Regions from separate parts of the Homo sapiens genome. Here region 2 is linked to region 1. Evidence: read pairs that join two places in POLR2A ChIA-PET (ENCODE). Cell type or tissue: OCI-LY7. All regions are shown on one strand. Links, peaks and the distances in the headings refer to the core of each region. The heading gives the core; the rest is flanking DNA. Region 1 overlaps CAND1.11 (a long non-coding RNA gene). Region 2 overlaps AMPD3 (adenosine monophosphate deaminase 3).

Evidence for each region. Peaks named below come from ENCODE experiments on the same cell type or tissue, not always from the same donor. Only the 100,000 strongest peaks of a DNase experiment are listed, where the experiment ranks them.
Region 2: POLR2A ChIA-PET joins it to region 1 with 6 read pairs; 2 of 35 experiments call an interaction of 5 or more read pairs at or near these places.

The regions. Positions count from the first base shown.
Region 1 is chr11:10,378,167-10,387,637 of GRCh38, forward strand. The region is part of intron 2 of CAND1.11 (a long non-coding RNA gene); the gene reads left to right. Among named protein-coding and RNA genes, the nearest start is that of AMPD3, 72 kb to the right of the region's middle. RefSeq lists a silencer at 9,256-9,471. In OCI-LY7, for the core only: no CTCF peak of the experiment used is centred there; a DNase peak (open chromatin) is centred at 4,555.
Region 2 is chr11:10,491,303-10,500,773 of GRCh38, forward strand. AMPD3 (adenosine monophosphate deaminase 3) reads left to right here. Exons shown (of 15, transcript NM_001025389.2): 7 at 2,047-2,241; 8 at 3,597-3,728; 9 at 4,268-4,431; 10 at 5,510-5,636; 11 at 8,784-8,947. Among named protein-coding and RNA genes, the nearest start is that of MIR4485, 12 kb to the right of the region's middle. RefSeq lists an enhancer at 8,767-9,360. In OCI-LY7, for the core only: no CTCF peak of the experiment used is centred there; no DNase peak of the experiment used is centred there.

The sequences.
Region 1 (9,471 bases), core at 3,603-6,102:
GGTGGTGGTGGGATATTGAAGATTTTTAAATATTTTCTTTGTGTTCTACAATATTGTTTGAATTTTTTATAATAAGTATGTATCATGTTTATAAAAATAAATTATTATCTTAAAAAAACAGAGGGAGACAGTGCTCCTGGATTTCCCCCCAACAATTGGGGATTTCCTTGCTTTTCCCACTCTCCCTCACCCTATATACTCCAGGACCAAGGCTTTCAGGTTCTTCTGATACCCTAATACCCATGATTGTTCCAGAGGATTTTGCTTCCAGAGCTCGGGGGTCCTTAGTGCTGGGGAACTTGAGTGGTGGAAATTCTTTGCAAGGAGGCTGTGGATACCCTGGCATGGAAACATACAACTGAGGAGAGGAGGAAAGATGGCCAGAGGACAGTGAGACAGCAAAAGGGTTGCGAGTCCAGGCATTTCTCATCTTACGTAGGAGGAGAGCAAGCCTAGGGCGGAAGAGTGGCTTGTTTAGAGTCAGCAGCCTGCCACACACAGCAAAGGCAATCAGTTGTCCCCTCAAAGGCATTCAGTATTTTTCCCCAAGCCCTGTGATTAAGGAAAGGTGGTAGGGCTTCAGGCCCTTATTCTCAGTACAGAAAGGGGGAAGGAAGGCAATGTTAGGGCATAGGAGGGGGATTGGGACTGCAACCTCCCCCTCTTCAGCAGCTAGTCTTGTTTTTCCTATTGGATCTGCCAGAATTAGCATCTGTAGGGACTTCAAGACCTCCCTGGAGGCATCTATAGCATCCATCACACAGAATGTTTAGAATCAGAGTAAAGGAGTCCTGACAGATATTGTGTCTGGATTTCAGCGAAGTGGAGAAGATTCAGAAAGCTCTGGGGGCCAATTCTTGTCTTTCCCACTCCAACTTGGGGGCATGGCCTATGTTTCCATAAACCCTCCAATATTTTACTTTTTTTTTTTTTTTTTTCTGGGGAATGTGGTGGTGGTAGGAGTGTGGAGTGGACTCTTTCACAACTCTTGAGGACGGTCCCCATATAAATTCCAGGAAATTGTCAGCACCTCCCTAGTGGACAGCTCCCCATCAGCCACCAGAATCTCCCCATCTCAATGGGGCCCCTGGGCCACTGGTGTTCTGGGAACACTGGCTTGTCTTTCTCTTGTTCTTCTTTCTTTCTTAAAAAATTCACTTTGGTTTAAGGAGCTCCAATTTAAGAGATTTCATTATTTAAGATACCCAATGTATATAAAGGAATGAGTTGGTCCAAATAAAGGACCTTTGGCTAAATATAAGAGCCTGAGTAATTGAATTAGAAACAGCTCAAGGATGGGTGTGTATCACAGCTCAGGAATCTTTTATAACAAGATTTTCAGAACCAAACCAACATCAAGAACACATCGTCTTACAAAAATTGTTTTGGGCTATTTCCCAGTATTAATGCAATATGGGAGAGGTTAGTTGGACAGAGAAATCTTAGAATTCCATGGATATTTTAATAGTTTAAGGCTAAAGTTCAGCATATTTGGAATCTGAATTGTCCCAGAAAATCCAGAGTTATGCTTCTCTTGCTCATAACCAGCAGTCTAGAATGACTCAGGTAGAAGAGAGAAGTCTAACAGGAAATGGAGATCCTGGCATTGTGAATGCCCTGGGAACTAAAGTACTAGAGGGTGCACAGATTTTCCTCTAGTAAAAGGAGGAAGCATAAAAAAGGGAGCATAAAGGTTTGAAAAATTGTGAAGCCATCTGTTATTGCTTCCCTTAACAGAAGTGGAACACTGCCACCAGAGCCTGTAAGAAGGTATGTGGCCAGGTCAGGTGCTGGCAGGTGAGGCTGGTTGACTTCCATTAGGCTCTTTATGAATCAGCTTTTAGGGTGGAAAGTCTCCTTGGCCCAGAGCCTGGTTCTCATCTTGGTAGGCTTGGAAACACATGTTTATCAACACTGAGAGTGGCTCTATCTCACTCAGAATAGGGTTTCATTGTCTGAGCTTGCAAGTGCTTACTGTGTAAACTACTTGCTAAACATTTGTTGGCGATGAGAAGCAAAACCACTTGGGGACTGGGCATTTGCTGCCTCTTGTCAGCATCCCCTCTTTTTTAATGGAAAGCCATCTGGGAAACCAGGTCATCCTCAGAAGATTGCTTGGTGAGCTTGGAATCAGATTTAGGGGTGATCGTTTCATGATGGTGCAACCTGTTGATGGCAACAGGTTCTAATCAGCTGTTACCCCCATGCCTGGGATGGGGGAAGGACTTCCTTTGAAGCTGGGTAGGTTAAGGCCTTGGGTCAGGAGACTGCCCCTCTTTGTTTGGGTTCCTCCAGAAGCAGGCCCTGAAACAAGGATTTGAGTGCAAATGGTTTAATTGGAAAGTGGTTCCAGGAAACAGTGGTAGCAGAGTGAAATGAAACAGGGAAAGGAAGGAAGCCAATACAGATGTGTTATCAAACAAGATACCACTGTGGGTAACTGAAGCTTAGCCTCACTGAAGACTCTGGGAGACAGTGTACAATATGCATCCCCATGTTAATCCAACCTAGGGTCCAGAGATCTGGGTCTTTTTTTTTTTCTTTGAAACAGAGTCTCACTCTGTTGCCCAGGCTGGAGTCCAGTGGTGTGATCTCAGCTCACTGCAACCTCTGCCTCCTGGGTTCAAGCGATTCTCCTGCCTCAGCCTCCCGAGTAGCTGGGATTACAGGCATGCACCACCACACCCAGCTAATTTTTGTATTTTTAATAGAGATGGGGTTTCACCATGTTGGCCAGGCTGGTCTTGAACTCTGGACCTCAGATAATCTGCCCACCTTGGCCTCCCAATGTGCTGGGATTACAGGCATGAGCCACTGTGCTCGGCTGGAGATCTGGGTCTTTATGCACCAACTCTCATAAGTCATTGGCTGAGTGATACTCCTGACCAGGGAGTGGATTGGGTGGCTAATTTGCCAACACATCCTTCCTACTGCGTACATGGGAAGAACGAGCTCTGGTGGCCAGAGCTTCAGTCAAGAGCAACAGATGTGGTGGTTAGAAGTTGGGCTGGTGGGTCTGAAATGGATAGTGCTGAGGGGACATAAGAAGGGCACAAGTCGCATATTTGCCCATCCCTGTATTGTGGGCAGTCATGAATTGACTTTGCTTAAAAAAGCTCATCCCTTTTTTTTCTGTGCTTGTATCATTGACCCTTTATGATTAGTCAATTCTCTTTATTTATTTTTTTTGAGACCAGGTCTCACTCTGTCACCCAGGCTGGAGCATAGTGGTGTGATCATGGCTCACTGCAGTCTCAACCTCCTGGGCTCAAGCGATCTCCCTACCTCAGTCTCCCAAGTAGCTGGGACTATAGTTGTGTGCCACCATGCCAGGGTAATTTTTTTATTTTTATTTTTTGTAGAGATGGGTCTCACTATGTTGCCCAGGCTGGTCTTTAACTACTGGGTTCAAGTGATCATCCTACCTCAGCCTCCCAAAGTGCTGGGATTACAGGTGTGAGCCACTGTACCCAGCCTCTTTATTCTTTAAAATAAGTTTGTTAAACTGAATCAATTAGGTTCTGTGCTTCCTACTTCTTACCCCAGAATAGTCTATGATTATTGCTTTCTACATGTTCTAGTTTTATTTATAATGTGGGGGTTTAAAATTTTTACTTCTTAGAATTTTGGGAGTGCCTTGCTGATGACCACATGTACTGCTTAAAGGAGGTGGGATGGGGAGAAGGAGAAATAGATCAGTAACTAGAAAAGGAGAAACATTTAGAAACAAAGTATTTGATGGGTTCTGAACTTTTTATGCAACTTGACCACAAATTCTTAAGTTCATCTGGAAGAAAAAATGCAGAAGTCTAGCCAAGAACATTTTGAAAAAGAACAATAGTGAAGAATTTTCCCTATTAGATATCAAAATATACCATAAAGCTATAGTGGTTAAAACATTGTGGGATTGGCACAAGCATAGACAAATAATTCAGTGGAACTGAACAGAGACTCCAGAAACAGATTCATCTACATGTAGAAGTTTAGTATATGATGAATATGGTATTTCACACTTGATCTTAGCCAAAAGCCTGAGAAGTAATGAATACGGTATTTGAAATGACAGGGCACAAAGAGGGGAATAAGGGTGAATATTATAATAGATGATGTTCTTAGTTATCTATCTGGGAAATGATTGGATTAGAATTCCTATCTCACACATATACAAATGAAAATAAATTTTCAAATGGATTACGGAAGGAATACTAAAGAACAACACTAAAATGTTTTAGAACAAAACATTTGAGAGCAGTTTTTCAATCTTGGAGTGGGAAAGACCATTCTGAGATTCTAAAATTGAGAAGTCTTAATAAGAAGGGGCTGGTAGATTTGACTACATAAACTCGAAAACTTTTTTGCAAGTTAAGACACCATAAAAACATTAAGAACACAAAAGAAAGTTTTTCTGCATCTCTGCCCCCTCTCTCTGGTGTCTATCTTTCTAAGTCTGGCCTCTCTCGAGTCCCTGTCAGCTTGTCTGAGTCTCGGCTCCTCCCGGTGAGTCTCGGCCTCTCCCACTCTGAGTCTTGGCACCTCCCACTCTCTGAGTCTCGGCTCCTCCCACTCTGAGTCTTGGCTCCTCCCTCTCTGGGTCTCAGCTCCTCCCCCTTTGAGTCTCGGCTCCTCCTTCTCTGAGTCTCAGCTCCTCTCTCTCAGAGACTCTTCCTCTTTCCCTGTCTTGGCTCCTTCCTTCCTGAGTTTCAGCTCCTAGCTCTGAGTCTCTGATCCTCCCTCTTTGGTTTTCTCCCCAGTCTTGTCTCCTACCTTTTCACTCAGGTTGTCTCACAATCTGTTTCCTCAAGAAAAGTAGACGAGTCCTGGACAGACAAATGATGAGTTTCATTCATAGACTGAGGAAGCAATAAGGAAAAAGGAAAAAAAAAAAGAAAACAGCATGGGAAAGATTTGCAGTGTATATAGAACAAAATATCAAGATTCATAAGGAATATATAGTAAGTATAAATCCATCAAAAAGGTACAACTGGCCAGGCGCGGTGGCTCACACCTGTAATTCCAGTACTTTGGGGGGCCGAGGTGGATGGATCAACTTGAGGTCAGGAGTTCCAAACCAGCCTGGCCAACATGGTGAAACCCCATCTCTACTAAAAATACAAAAATTAGCCGGGCGTGGTGGTACACGCCTGTGATCCCAGCTATTCAGGAGGCTGAGGCAGGAGCATCACTTGAACCTGGGAGGCAGAGGTTGCAGTAAGCCAAGATCACACCACTTCACTTCAGCCTGGGTGACAGAGTGAGACTCCGTCTCAAAAACAAAAACAAAAAAAAAGGCGCAACTACCATGAGAAAATTGGTTAAAGGATATTCACAGGCAATTCAAAGACACTGAAATGTGTGCAGCTTAGTAAGTGCTGTGATGCACCCGGCTCCCTCCTTCAGAGCCGGGTACTCCTTCTCCAATGCTGGGAGTCTCAGTAGCCTGTGGTTACTCCGTGAGTCTCTCTCTAGGAGTCGTCATTTATTCAGAACAAAAGTATATCCTAGCTGGGCGTGGTGGCTCACGCCTGTAATCCCACACTTTGGGGAGGCTGAGGCGGGCGGATCACTTGAGGTCAGGAGTTCAAGACCAGCCTGGCCAACACGGTGAAACCCCGTCTCTACTAAAAATACAAAAATTAGCTGAGCATGGTGGCGCATGCCTGTAGTCCCAGCTACTTGGGAGGCTGAGGCAGGAGAATCACATGAACCTGGGAGGTGTAGTTGCAGTGAGCCAAGATTGCGCCACTGCACTCCAGCCTCGGCAACAGAGAGAGACTCTGTCTCAAAAAAAAAAAAAAAAAAAGAAAGGATATCCTGCCATTCCTATGAGAGAAGTCACAGAGAAGTCTGAAATACACAAAAAAGTCTTTATAATTAAGTGGTCTTCACTTTTTTTTTTTTTTTAAATACACAGAATTTTGCTCTTATTGCCCAGGCTGGAGTGCAATGACACGATCTCGGCTCATCGCCACCTCTGTCTCCCGGGTTCAAGTGATTCTCCTGCCTCAGCCTCCTGAGTAGCTGGGATTACAGGCATGCGCCACCATGCCCAGCTAGTTTTGTATTTTTAGTAGAGACGGGGTTTCTCCATGTTAGTCAGGCTGGTTTCGAACTCCTGACCTCAGGTTATCTGCCTGCCTCAGCCTCCCAACACATTTTTATAATTATAATTGAAAATAGTCTTCACAGTTTCATTATAATAATCATGTCAATTTCCTAAGTTTTTAAAATTTAATTTAAATTAAAACCTTGAATTTCCTTTAGTTTTTAAAATTTAAGGACTTAATTCTCTTCCACATAAAAAAGTGGCCCAATTTCAAGGACTTCATGTCTAAAACACCAAAAGCAATGGCAACAAAAGCCAAAATAGACAAATGGGATCTAATTAAACTAAAGAGCTTCTGCACAGCAAAAGAAACTACCATCAGAGTGAACAGGCAACCTACAGAATGGGAGAAAATATTTGCAACCTACTCATCTGACAAAGGGCTAATATCCAGAATCTACAATGAACTCCAACAAATTTACAAGAAAAAAACAAACAATCCCATCAAAAAGTGGGCGAAGGACATGAACAGACACTTCTCAAAAGAAGACATTTATGCAGCCAAAAAACGCATGAAAAATGCTCATCATCACTGGCCATCAGAGAAATGCAAGTCAAAACCACAATGAGATACCATCTCACACCAGTTAGAATGGTGATCATTAAAAAGTCAGGAAACAACAGGTGCTGGGGAGGATGTGGAGAAATAGGAACACTTTTACACTGTTGGTGGGACTGTAAACTAGTTCAAGCATTGTGGAAATCAGTGTGGCGATTCCTCAGGGATCTAGAACTAGAAATACCATTTGACCCAGCCATCCCATTACTGGGTATATACCCAAAGGATTATAAATCATGCTCCTATAAAGACACATGCACACATATGTTTATAGCGGCACTATTCACAATAGCAAAGGCTTGGAGCCTACCCAAATGTCCATCAATGATAGACTGGATTAAGAAAATGTGTCACATATACACCATGGAATACTATGCAGCCATAAAAAAGGATGAGTTCATGTCCTTTGTAGGGACATGGATGAAGCTGGAAACCATCATTCTCAGCAAACTATTACAAGGACAAAAAACCAAACACCACATGTTCTCACTCATAGGTGGGAATTGAACAATGAGAACACATGGACACAGGAAGGGGAACATCACACACCGGGGCCTGTGGTGGGGTCCGGGGGATGGGAGAGGGATAGCATTAGGAGATATACCTAATGCTAAATGACGAGTTAATGGGTGCAGCATACCAGCATGGCACATGTATACATATGTAACAAACCTGCAGGTCGTGCACATGTACTCTAAAACTTAAACTATAATAATAATAAAATTTGAAAAAAAACCAATTTGCATTTATGTAGATGACATGTTATTGTCTAAACCAAACCTTTTTTGGTATTTGTTTGCTTTTACGTCAGGCTTTGAAGTTGCTAAGAAATTTGCTCTGCCCTCCCTACTCTCCTCGAAGGAGATGTGACCTGTTCCCTGGATTACCCTAAGGATCCACCACCCTTCAGTAACCGAGGGGGCCAAGGGCCAGGAAAGCGGGCAGCAACTGAATTCCTCTCTGGGATCTGACTGTCCTCAGCAGAGAGAAACACCACACGGACTGGAGCAGAGCCACAGTTCTGTGAGCTGTGAGTTCGTCAGAGAGATGTCCCTGACAACAACAGCTGGGTTTGTGATTGTGATTTCCCTGGCAGCTCTGTGAATCCATGTGCTCATCTTTCCTGACATGAGCCTCTCCCCCTTGCACAATGCAATGGGGTTTTTACTATCCACCTGGAGCAGTTGAGGTCCAGAGAGGCCAAGGAAATAAGCGAGAAGGACAACAGCAGGATTCAAAGCCAAATGCCACATAGCGTACATGCCTGAATGAGGGCATGGGTTCCCTAAGAAGCCCTCCCTTCCTTTATGCTCCACAGGCTCCTGTGCCATTCCCAATTATGCCCCGTTGGAAGTATCTTGGAATTCTTTAACTATTCTTGTACACAGCTCTAACACCTCTGATTGTCAGGGATTCATGTATACCTGTGGAGTCTAAAGGGTGCAGCAAAGCAGTTAATTTTCTCAGCAAATCATCCACTGGTCCATATAGCAGCAGCCTTAGATAGGCAAATCGGTGTTCCCTTTGCCCTCTTTGCCTCCCTTATGACCCCGTTTCTTTGCACTCCCTGGCCTCCCCTTGGATTCCTACTCTGTTATAGAGTGATAGCATCACATCCTGAGGTCTTCAGGAATTAACGTCTTTCAAAATAGTCAGAGGAGCATCATAAAACAAGTCTTTCTCAATCCCAGCACTTTGGGAGGCTAAGGAGGGAGGATCGCTTGAGCCCAGGAGTTCAAGCCTAGTCTGGGCAACACAAGGAGATCTCGTCTCTTAAAAAAATGTAAAAAATTATCTGGGTGTGGTGGCATGTGCCTGTGGTCCTAGCTATTCAGGAGGCTGAGGTAGGAGGATGGCTTGAGTCCAAGAGGTTGAGGCTGCAGTGAGTTGTGACAGCACCACTGCAGTCCAGCATGGGTGACAGAGCGAGACTGTCTCAAATTCTCACGCCCCAAAACCCAAGTCATTCTCTTTCTAATATTGATTGCCTTCCATAGCTTGTGGTTTTTATGCTAACAGAGTTTCTGCCACTCTATGGTGACTATCTAGAGACAAACCTTCACTACAAGAATGGTGGGGTTATATGTTGGGAAGAAGTGGGCAAGGGGAACAGGAAACCTCATTATGCTACCACCGCTCCTCTCCCAGGTGGCGGACCCCTTGAGGGCAGGGATGTGTCAGAATCCCGCCTGTCCCCACACTAAGCACAGGGTCTGTTGCAAGGGGAAAGCTCAGTGAACCTTGGATGAGTGAATGAAAATACTCGGGCTGTAGGAAATCAGCCCTCAACGACATCCCTGAAGCCCGTGCCTCCTTCATATGTGCAACCCACTTTGTCCCCCACCCACTGCCTCTGGTGTGACTCACTTTCATTCATCCATTTACCAACATTAAGAACTATGTTCACTGACTGTGCTGGAGCCCTCTGGAGGGGCCAGACAACCCCAACAGTTGCAACACTGTCTTCCGCTGCTAGGATGGGGTCGACACAGGGCACGGTGGGGACGCAGAGGAAAAGGGCTGGATCCAGACACGGCAATTGGGAAAAGCTTGAAGTTCTTTCTAGAAGCTGTAAAGTTCCGGGCCAGAGGTAGGGACAGGGCGAGGGGAGCCAGCAGAGAGAGAGAGCTGGCCTGCAGTGGGGCCAACAAAAAATGTGGCCAGCCGCTGGCCAGGAAGGGGAGTGAGAAGCCTCAAATGAAGCTTTGACATTGTTTTTCTTTCTTCTGGAGTGCTGCCATGTGCCGCCACACAGAGCATCTCACGGGTAGATGCGTATTATTGCAATGTGTTTATCTAGGAAACCAGA
Region 2 (9,471 bases), core at 2,570-5,069, 110 kb after region 1:
TGGGGCTTCATTTCCTTAGGGCTTGTGGTTGTCCTATGAGTGAAGCACAGTGAAAAGGCAGACTGGGGATGAGGGGTTGGGGAGATGGGTAGGATCCAGGCAATATTAGCAGAGCCCTCATCCTAAGATTAATGAAGAGGGTTCAGTAACAGAATCAAATTACATTTAAAGAATCCCTTCTAGCTTCTGTGTATGGAGAATGAATTGAACCAGAGCACAAGAAAAAGGAACAAGACCAGTTAGGAGGTCACTGTGAATTCAGGCCTGAGAACATGCAGGCTTGAACTCCCGTGGTGGCAGTGAGGTTGGAGAATATTGTATGGATTTGACATCCATTTGGAAGGTAGAACTGATGAGACTCACTGAGGGAAGGGAGTAGTAGGAAGGCCAAGGATGACTCCCAGTTTTTCAGCATGACCAGCTGGATTCAGGACACACCATTTCCTGGGATTCCAGAATCTGGGAGAAAATCAGGTTTGGGCTGGGGTCAGAGATGGAGAGTCCACTTTTGGATATATTAAATTTGAACTGCCTTTGGGTTATCCAGATAGAGATATCAAGAAGGCAATAGTATGTACAGTTCTGGAGCTTTTGGCTGGTGGCATAAATTTGGGAATTGGTATAAGGAAAATAATTAAATGCACAGAAATGGAACAGATCACCTTTGGAGAGAATTTATAGTGAGAGGACAAGAGGGCCCAGGACCAGGCATCAAGAAATTCCATTATTAAGAGGTCTGGTAGTGAGGATGAGCTGACTAAGGAGGCTGAAAAGGAGAGGACAGAGATGCAAGGGGTCGGTCTGGTATCACAGGACTTAGCATGATATAGAGGGCATGAGAAATCCCATGAGGTGTTTTGAGACCTTGCTGGGCTCCTTCTGCAAAGGTGCCTTCTGCAAAAAACTGCCTTTCCCTGGAATGTGGGGAGAAGTCTAAGCTGACTGTTCATTTCTGCTTCTTAGGATTTGCTCTAAGATCTTTGGCCTTGGGCCCCACAGCTTGAGTCCATATGTTGGCTTAGGGTCAGTAGAGCGGCTTCCAGTAGAGTGGCTTCTTCTTGGGACTTGGATGCCCTGGAGTTTGGGTGAGGTGTAACTAGTCAAGGAAGGGTGTGTTTGGAGGCTTGGCCTTTAGTGTCTGTTCTTTTCATTCATTCCCACTTGGAGGTTTGCTTTGGGAATGCTCTGAGGGTTCTGAGAGGGATCAATGGGAAGAGTGGGATTTGATGGGCCCTCAGGGTTATCACTAAAACTGTGAGAACCTGTCGTACCTGTTAATTTGTTCATTCATTCATCCATTGGTTCGACTTTGTACTAGGCTCTGGGGTAGGTGCTGAAGACTTAGAGGCATCAAACATGGCCCTTGTCCTTGAGGAGCTCCCAGTCTAGTGAAAGCGTAGACACACAAACGTTAGAGTGATCGGGACGGTCTGCACAACAATGGGATGCCTGTGCCAGGTTTTGAGGTTGGGCAAGGGAAAGAGCATTCAGTTGTGCTTGGAGGAACAAGGTTGGCTCCCAAATGGAGGAGGTTGTGGGAAATTTCTAGGTGGATGAGATGGTGGAGAGAAAGGAGGGCATTCCAGACTGAAGAAACACGTGGGCAAAGGGATGCAGTGTACTGTACCTTGGTGTGTGGTGTACCCGTAAGTGGTTTGTCACGGCTGCAGCACAGAATGGGGCAGTGGCAAGGCGAGAGTTAAGGCTTGAAATAAGCCTTGAATCTCAGGCCAAGGTGCTTGGGCTTTATCTTGAGACTGATGGGCCCATAGGTCATTTGTTAACTGGGGAATGGCCTGATCCAATCTGCATTTTAAAAAGATTTCCTGGTGCTGTAAGGAGGTGGAATGCGCAGCAAGGCTGAAAGGGAGGGATACCAGTTCCGAAGTCTGGAGGAGAAATGGGGGGTGGGATCCAGACACTGGTGGGGCTGCCCGGATGGCCCATGAGGTGCTGGGGTTCTGTGCACATTGAGGGTTGGATGTCTTAACTCTTGTTGCTAGGGGAGGTGGCCTGACTCAGGGCCTGGTGGGCGCTGTGTTCCAGGTGGACACACACATCCATGCGGCCGCCTGCATGAACCAAAAGCATCTGCTGCGCTTCATCAAGCACACATACCAGACGGAGCCTGACAGGACTGTGGCAGAGAAGCGGGGCCGGAAGATCACCCTGCGGCAGGTGTTTGACGGCCTGCACATGGACCCCTACGACCTCACTGTGGACTCACTGGATGTCCACGCGGTGAGTGAGCTTCTGCTCCAGTGCCGCCAGCAGACAGCAGCCCTGGCTGGGGACTCAGCCCCCTGGAAAGCCACCATGATTGTGCTTGCCGGGAGGTGCTACGGAAGCAGCTTTCTCTTCTATCTGACTGAGAGGTCATGCGGCCTCAGAGAATAACAGGTCTGGGGCAGCCATGGGACAGGGAAAGAGGGTGTGTGGCTTGGGGCCTGACAGGTCTAAGCACTAATCCCACTCCTGCCACTTAGGAGTTTTGTGCCCTTAGGCAACTCACAGAAGCCTTTATTTCCTTGCCTATAAAATGGTGACAGCCATGTGCCTTATTAACTTAAAAAAATATTAAAACACTAAATGATGGTGTAACTGCTATGGAAAACAGTATGGTAGTTCCTAAAAAAGTTAAGTATAGAATTACCTATGCCTCAGCAATTCATTTCTAGGTATATACCCAAAAGAACTGAAAGCAGGAACTTGAACAGATACTCACATACCAATGTTCATAGCAGTATTATTCATAGCAGCCAACAGATAGAAACAGCCGGTGTTCATCAACAGATGAATGGGTAAACAAAATGTGGTATATCCATACAACGGAATATCATTCAGCCATAAAAGGGAGTCAAGTACTGTACATGCAACAACCATGAATGGATTTTTCAAAAGATTATACTAAATCGAAGCCAGACACAAAAGGACAAATATCATATGATTCCACTGATATAAGGTCCCTAGAATAGGCAAATTCATAGAAACAGAAAGGAGAGTAGAAGCTACCAGGGGCTGGGGAGAGGAAGGTATGGGAAGTTAGTGTTTAGTGGGTATAGAGTTTGTTTGGGATGATAAAAAAGTTCTGGAAATGGTTAGTGGTGATGGTTGCACAACAATGTCAATGTACTTAAAGCCACTGGAACTGTATGGTTAAAAATGGTTGAAATGGTAAACGTTGTGTTGTACATGCTTTATTAGAACAAAAAAAACTTTTGTTAAACAAAACATTGAATGATATAATGTGGAGAAAGTGCTTTACAAAATGTGAGTAGTGATAGGGAATGTTCTATTATTCAGTGGTGCAGCCTCTCTGCTCACTAAGTCAGCCATGTCCTGAGCCGAGCTGTGGTAACTTGCAGGTGGGGCCTCTGCTGTTCCTTCACAGGGGGCCTTGCCAAAGGATCCCAAGCTGACCGAGTGAGGATCCATGGTCCTGGTGCTCAGGAGTTTCTAAGGTTTCATGCAAGAATTGACATAGAAGATGTCTTTCGGTGTGGCCATACAGAAGGCCGCCTCGTAAAGGTCTAGAGAGGGGAACGTGCATGGTGGCTGCAGAACGATGCGTTGATTGGTGTGGTCTCCCCCCTCAGGGCCGGCAGACATTCCACCGCTTTGACAAGTTCAACTCCAAATACAACCCTGTGGGGGCCAGTGAGCTGCGTGACCTGTATTTGAAAACTGAAAACTATCTGGGAGGAGAGTACTTTGCTCGGATGGTCAAGGTGAGTGAACCCTCAGTCTCTCTGAGGCCTCTCAGGTGCCTCCCAACATCTGCCTTCAGAGAGTGGGGGCCCTGTGTGCCCCTGGCCCCTTCCCCTCCCTCTGTGTACCATCAGCTCAGGGAAGGGTGAGGTGCCCAGGTGCCCAGTGCTGTGGTCTGGCTGCCTGCTCCAGGCAGTGCTGCATGTGCCAACTGCAGGAAAGAGGAGGGAAGGGTATCCACCTTGGCCAAGCTCACAGCACCTGGCCTGGCTTTCGTGTCTCTGCAGCCTGAACCTAGCTGGGTGCAGATGAGCTCCGTGTGGAGATGCTTCTGCTGTGGCCTGGTTCTGCAGACCCAAGGCCTTCCTCACCAGAGGGGGCCTCTCCTAAAGTGGAACAAGAGCTTACAGGAGCAGGCAGCCCTGGGGATTTAGATGAGTGCTTCCAGCCTGGGAGCAAGGTGGCTGGGGGAGCAACAGGACCCTGCTGGTGACGGAGAGTGAGAGTCTCCCATGTAGCTGGGATGCACTGGGGCTGACCCAAGCTCTTCTTGTGCCAGGAGGTTGCCCGGGAGCTGGAGGAGAGCAAGTACCAGTACTCAGAGCCACGGCTCTCCATCTACGGCCGCAGTCCTGAGGAGTGGCCCAACCTGGCCTACTGGTTCATCCAGCACAAGGTCTACTCTCCCAACATGCGCTGGATCATCCAGGTGCCCCGGATTTAGTAAGTGAGGTGGCCCGCTGTCTACCCTGTGCCCTACAGAGGTGACAATCTGTCCCTCATGGGCTGCTGAGTCTGCACTCCTGAGGGGTAGGGCCTGTTCTGGTGCCAGCTTACGCTTGTCCTTTCCAGGGATTTTTCCATAGAAGGAGTGATGAAAAAGATGTCTGCATGACACTAGAGCTCTTTTTTTTTTTTTTTTTTGAGACAGAGTCTCACTCTGTCACCCAGGCTCTGAGTGCAGTGGCATGATCTTGGCTCACTGCAACCTCCACCTCCCTGATTCAAGCAATTCTTTGCCTCAGCCTCCCGAGTAGCTGGGATTACAGGCACCCGCCACCACGTCTGGCCAATTTTTATATTTTTAGTAGAGATGGGGTTTCACCATCTTGGCCAGGCTGGTCTTGAACTCCTGACCTCGTGATCCACCTGCCTCAGCCTCCCAAAATGCTGGGATTACAGGTGTGAGCCACTGCATCCAGCTGACACTAGAACTCTTGATCTTTGAAAAATATAGATGTGCAAAGGCCTTGGGGGAACTACTACCCCCGCCTTCTTCTCATTGTGGGTTGAGGATGGATTGTCCTTTTGGTGAGCCCCAGGGTATGGGGAGAGCTGTAGTGGTCTACATTGCTGGCCTCTCCCTGGATGTCACTCAGACGGCTGCTGTCCTCTCCAGGCGGCTGGCCAGGGTGGAGCCCATGGCTCCAGGATGGGCTGGGGTATGTGGTTTAGGGAAACAGAGCTGAGTAACAGAATGTTTGGGTCACTGGGAATTTGAGGATTCATATCTCAGTCTCTTGGTCAGCCAGAATGCCACCATCCCATTCCTAGTGGCTTCTGGCTTGAGAAAGTGCTCTGATGGGCATGGGTAGGTGTGGAGCTTGCAAACCAAGGCAGAATATTGCAGACATTGCTGGGAGAGGAGGACAGAGGAGGGATCTGTTTTCTGGTCCCATCTGACTTGATTCTGGGTGTTTGATGGGGACACAGGGTGCCTGAGGAAGTGACTGGGGCTGGTCTCTGACAGGGCAGCAGGCTGTTGGATCCACCTGACAAGCGAGTCTTTGCTGTCCCCCAGTGACATATTTAGGTCAAAGAAGCTGCTGCCAAACTTTGGGAAGATGCTGGAGAACATCTTCCTGCCCCTTTTCAAGGCCACTATCAACCCCCAAGATCATCGAGAGCTTCACCTCTTCCTTAAATATGTAAGTGTGGGTGGTGCCCTAGGCAGGGCTCATAGCGGCAGAGGCAGGAATGGATTCGCTGTGAGCTGGGTCAGGCTTGCTCCTGCCCTTCACGATGGTATCTTAGGTCCTGCCACCTGTGTTCCAGGCGTGGGGTCACCAGCCCCAAGAAGCTAGATTTCTAAAAAGTCCCCTTCTCCTCAGGGGCAGCTCTGGGAGTCAGTGGGTGTGGGGGGATGGGGGTGGTGGTCTTGGGGTAGGCCTTTCCCCCAGCAGGGAAGGCAACAGTGGGCAAAGACTGGGAACTCGGTTCCTGCCAGGTGGGGCTGGAAAGGCTGGATCTAGCCCCCGGCAGCACCAAGCAGCAGCCTCAGGTTTTTTTTTCGGAAATGCAAACACTTCAATTCACCTGCTTTACCTCGCAACAGAGGCCCTCACACCATGTGTGATTAAGTACAAGCCCCTAAAGTGTATTTCCCTTCCGGATCCAGTTGTAGGAGAAGGAGAGGAGCAGTCTGGGAGAGGCTTAACCAGGGAGGGAGGCGGAGGGGGCGGGAGCCGGTCCCACCCTCCGGATGCCTGGGATCGAGGGGGTATCAGATGGTGATACAGGCCAGTGCCTGGTGATGGATGACTTTCTACAGGGAGAGGCACAGCGGGGAGCCCGAGGGCTGGGGCACGGGGAAAGAATTGAGTCTGTGTGCCCAGAAAGTGACTGGACAAGCTGAGGGACATCATCAAATTTATGTTTTAGACAAACATATTCTGGCTGTTGTGTGGAGTTGGCCCAGAAGAGAAGGTAGCTGGAGGTGGGGGCAGGGGTGAGAGTCAGGGGCCTGCCTGGAGACAGGAGGGGAGCTTGACCCAGCGGAAATAGCTCACACTCGTGCGTGCTTCTGCCTGGCCTGGTCAGACGCCACAACGTGATCTCACCTAAGCCTCACAATTACCCCGTTACTATCACCATTTTGTTGTTAACAGTAAGCGGAATTATTATGTGCTTGGTGCGTGTTGGACACGGTGTTGAGTGCTCTCCCTGGATTATCTCATTTAATCCTCACCAAAGCCCTGTGAAGCTGCTAGCTTCAATTGACACACAAGGAAATTAAAACAGATCATAAAGCTAAAAGTGGCAGAGCTGGAATGCGTTTCCAGGCAGGCTGACTCCAGCGATGTACCCTGAACCCCTATTCTATGTTGCCTCCCAAGTGAGAATAGTAAGGTGCACAGCAGCTACCAGCTTGCGTCTCTGAGGTGTGGCAGCGCAGGGACTCTGCACAAAGTGTGGGGCTTGGTGAGAAGCGGTGGGCGTACACCTGGCAGGACCTGGACAGAGACTGAAGGAGGCACTGGGGGGAGTCTAGGATGCCTCCCAGGTGCCTGGCTTTGCAGGAGCATGGATGATGTGCTGTCCGAAGGTTGCTGCCAGCAATGGAGGAAGAGCAGGTATGGGGAGGAGGAGGAAGAGCAGGAGGAGGAGACAACGCATTTTGCACCCGAGGCTGTGGGAGATGCAGTGGTGAGGCCCTGCTTCAGCTGGATAGAGCTCTGAAGAGGGGCTGAAATTATCCGCATGCCAGGCCCCAGAAAGTTCGGGTGAAGTATGGAGCTAGTGAGCACAGAGCAGAGCTCAAGGTCCTCCCTGGCCCCCCAAACCCGTCTAGGGAGTGCTTAGGGTCATAGCAGGGACCCTGTCATTTCCTTTGACACACAGGGCTCTGTGACACGGAAGATTCTGGCCAAGCTGCCTTGCTCCTCTGGGCCTTTGCTGCCCCCATAGGAACAGGAGAGGCCAGCAGACCTGGCTGGGGTCTGGGGCGTGGGCTGGGAGCCCTCCAGTTTGGGCCAGTTGTGGATTAAGGGGGACAGTCTCTTTCTCCCATCTGCTATTCAGAGGCCCCTTTGCAAAGCACTGCCGTGGCCTGGTAGCAAGCCTCCCCTGTGCGCTGAGAGCCCGTACCCTCCATGCATGTGTTCTTGGTTGGGGATGACCCCTGGGATCAGCCAGAAGGCTCCAGTGACTCAGGAGCAGCCCCCCAGGGGTCCCAGCCAAGGTAGAACTGCAGTGGAAGGGTGGGGGTTTCCTGAGGCTACTCAGGCCCATCTCAGAGGGCAGCTCCCAGTGGGGATTGGAGAGCAGAGCTGCCTCCCAGGAGCCATGGCTTAGCCCAGCAAGGACCCTCTTATCTGTCTGTGAGGCAGCTGGCGGGTTTCTCCTGGCCACACCTGGACATGCCCTAGAGTATTCTCTACCTACCGCCCCAAAGAGTGCAGACCCAGAGCCCAGAACCTGTTTTTTTTGTTTGTTTGTTTTTTGTTTTTTTTAGATGGAGTCTTGCTCTGTCACCCAGGCTGGTGCGATCTCGGCTCACTGCAACCTCCACCTCCGGGGTTCAAGTGATTCTTCTGCCTTAGCCTCCTGAGTAGCTGAGATTACAGGTGCACGCCACCATGCCCAGCTAATTTTTGTATTTTTTTTTACTAGAGACGGAGTTTCACCATGTTGGGCAGGCTGGCCTCGAACTCCTGACCTCGTGATCTGCCCGTCTCCTCCTCCCAAAGTGCTAGGATTACAGGCATGAGCCATCATGTCTGGCCAAACCTGGTTTCTTGAGCAACTTTCTTAATTGCTTTGGCCCTGGTTTGCTCAATTGTAAAATGGGGCTGGCAGCCAACCCCTCCCTCCTGGGTTGCTCTGAATATGAATTAACTGACGTGAGTAAAGTGCTTTGAGCAGGGCTTGATGAGTGATGTGTACTAGGACCCTTTTCCCTCATCGCTTGTCGCTGCTGCTGATGGCAATGGCCACTCCTCCCTGCAGGCTGGCCTCGGCATAGCAGAGGGGCAGGTGGTGGCCATGGCTGCTTTGCCCTTCACCTGGCTTGGCAGTTTCCTCCACTGTCACCACCACCACACAGGGGCTTGGCACTCTCCTGTCTCACCTCCAGAGTACCTATGGAAGCTCCGAAGGGGCAGACCTTGGTGTTGTACCCACTTTTCATCCCTGGGAGGAATATGGCCTCAGGCAGGCCAAGGGGTCCCCAGCTGAGGTGTGAACCTGAGGGGCCCAGACCCACAGGCCTCTGGCAGCTATGAGCTCTGGGAGGCTGAACCGAGGCTGAGTCCTGGTCCTGCCTTGGCCTGGTGCTCAGGACCTCTCCTGCCCAGGTGACGGGGTTTGACAGCGTGGATGATGAGTCCAAGCACAGCGACCACATGTTTTCCGACAAGAGCCCAAACCCGGACGTCTGGACCAGTGAGCAGAACCCACCCTACAGCTACTACCTGTACTACATGTATGCCAACATCATGGTGCTCAACAACCTCCGCAGGTGCGTGAGGCCTGCCCTCGCACATGCTTGGGTTCATGTGTTAGTACATGCACGCATGCACACACATGCACACACACATGCATGTGATCCTTGTGTCCGTGTGCACCTGAACCAACATGCATGTCCATGTGCCCACACACCTCAAAACACACAGCACTTTCCAGCCTGCTATATGAGGCATGTCTCCACATGATCACACACATGCAAACATGCCCACCATAACACACATGCCAGTACAGACATATGTCATGTACAGTATGCAATGCAGCCACAGTCCACACGTGTCCACACATTTATATGTACACACACCAGGGCACACTCCACGTGTACCTGTACATCCCTGAGATAATGGAAGCATAGGACATGCTATCACACATGCACGGTCACTTACTGCCACACCAACAATGTCCACACGTGCATATTTTCGTTCAGCAAATCACTGCATCTGGCATGCGATAGGCATTGCCCTGGGCACTGGACAAATAACGGGGAACAAAACAGACTAAATCCATGCATGCCCTTAC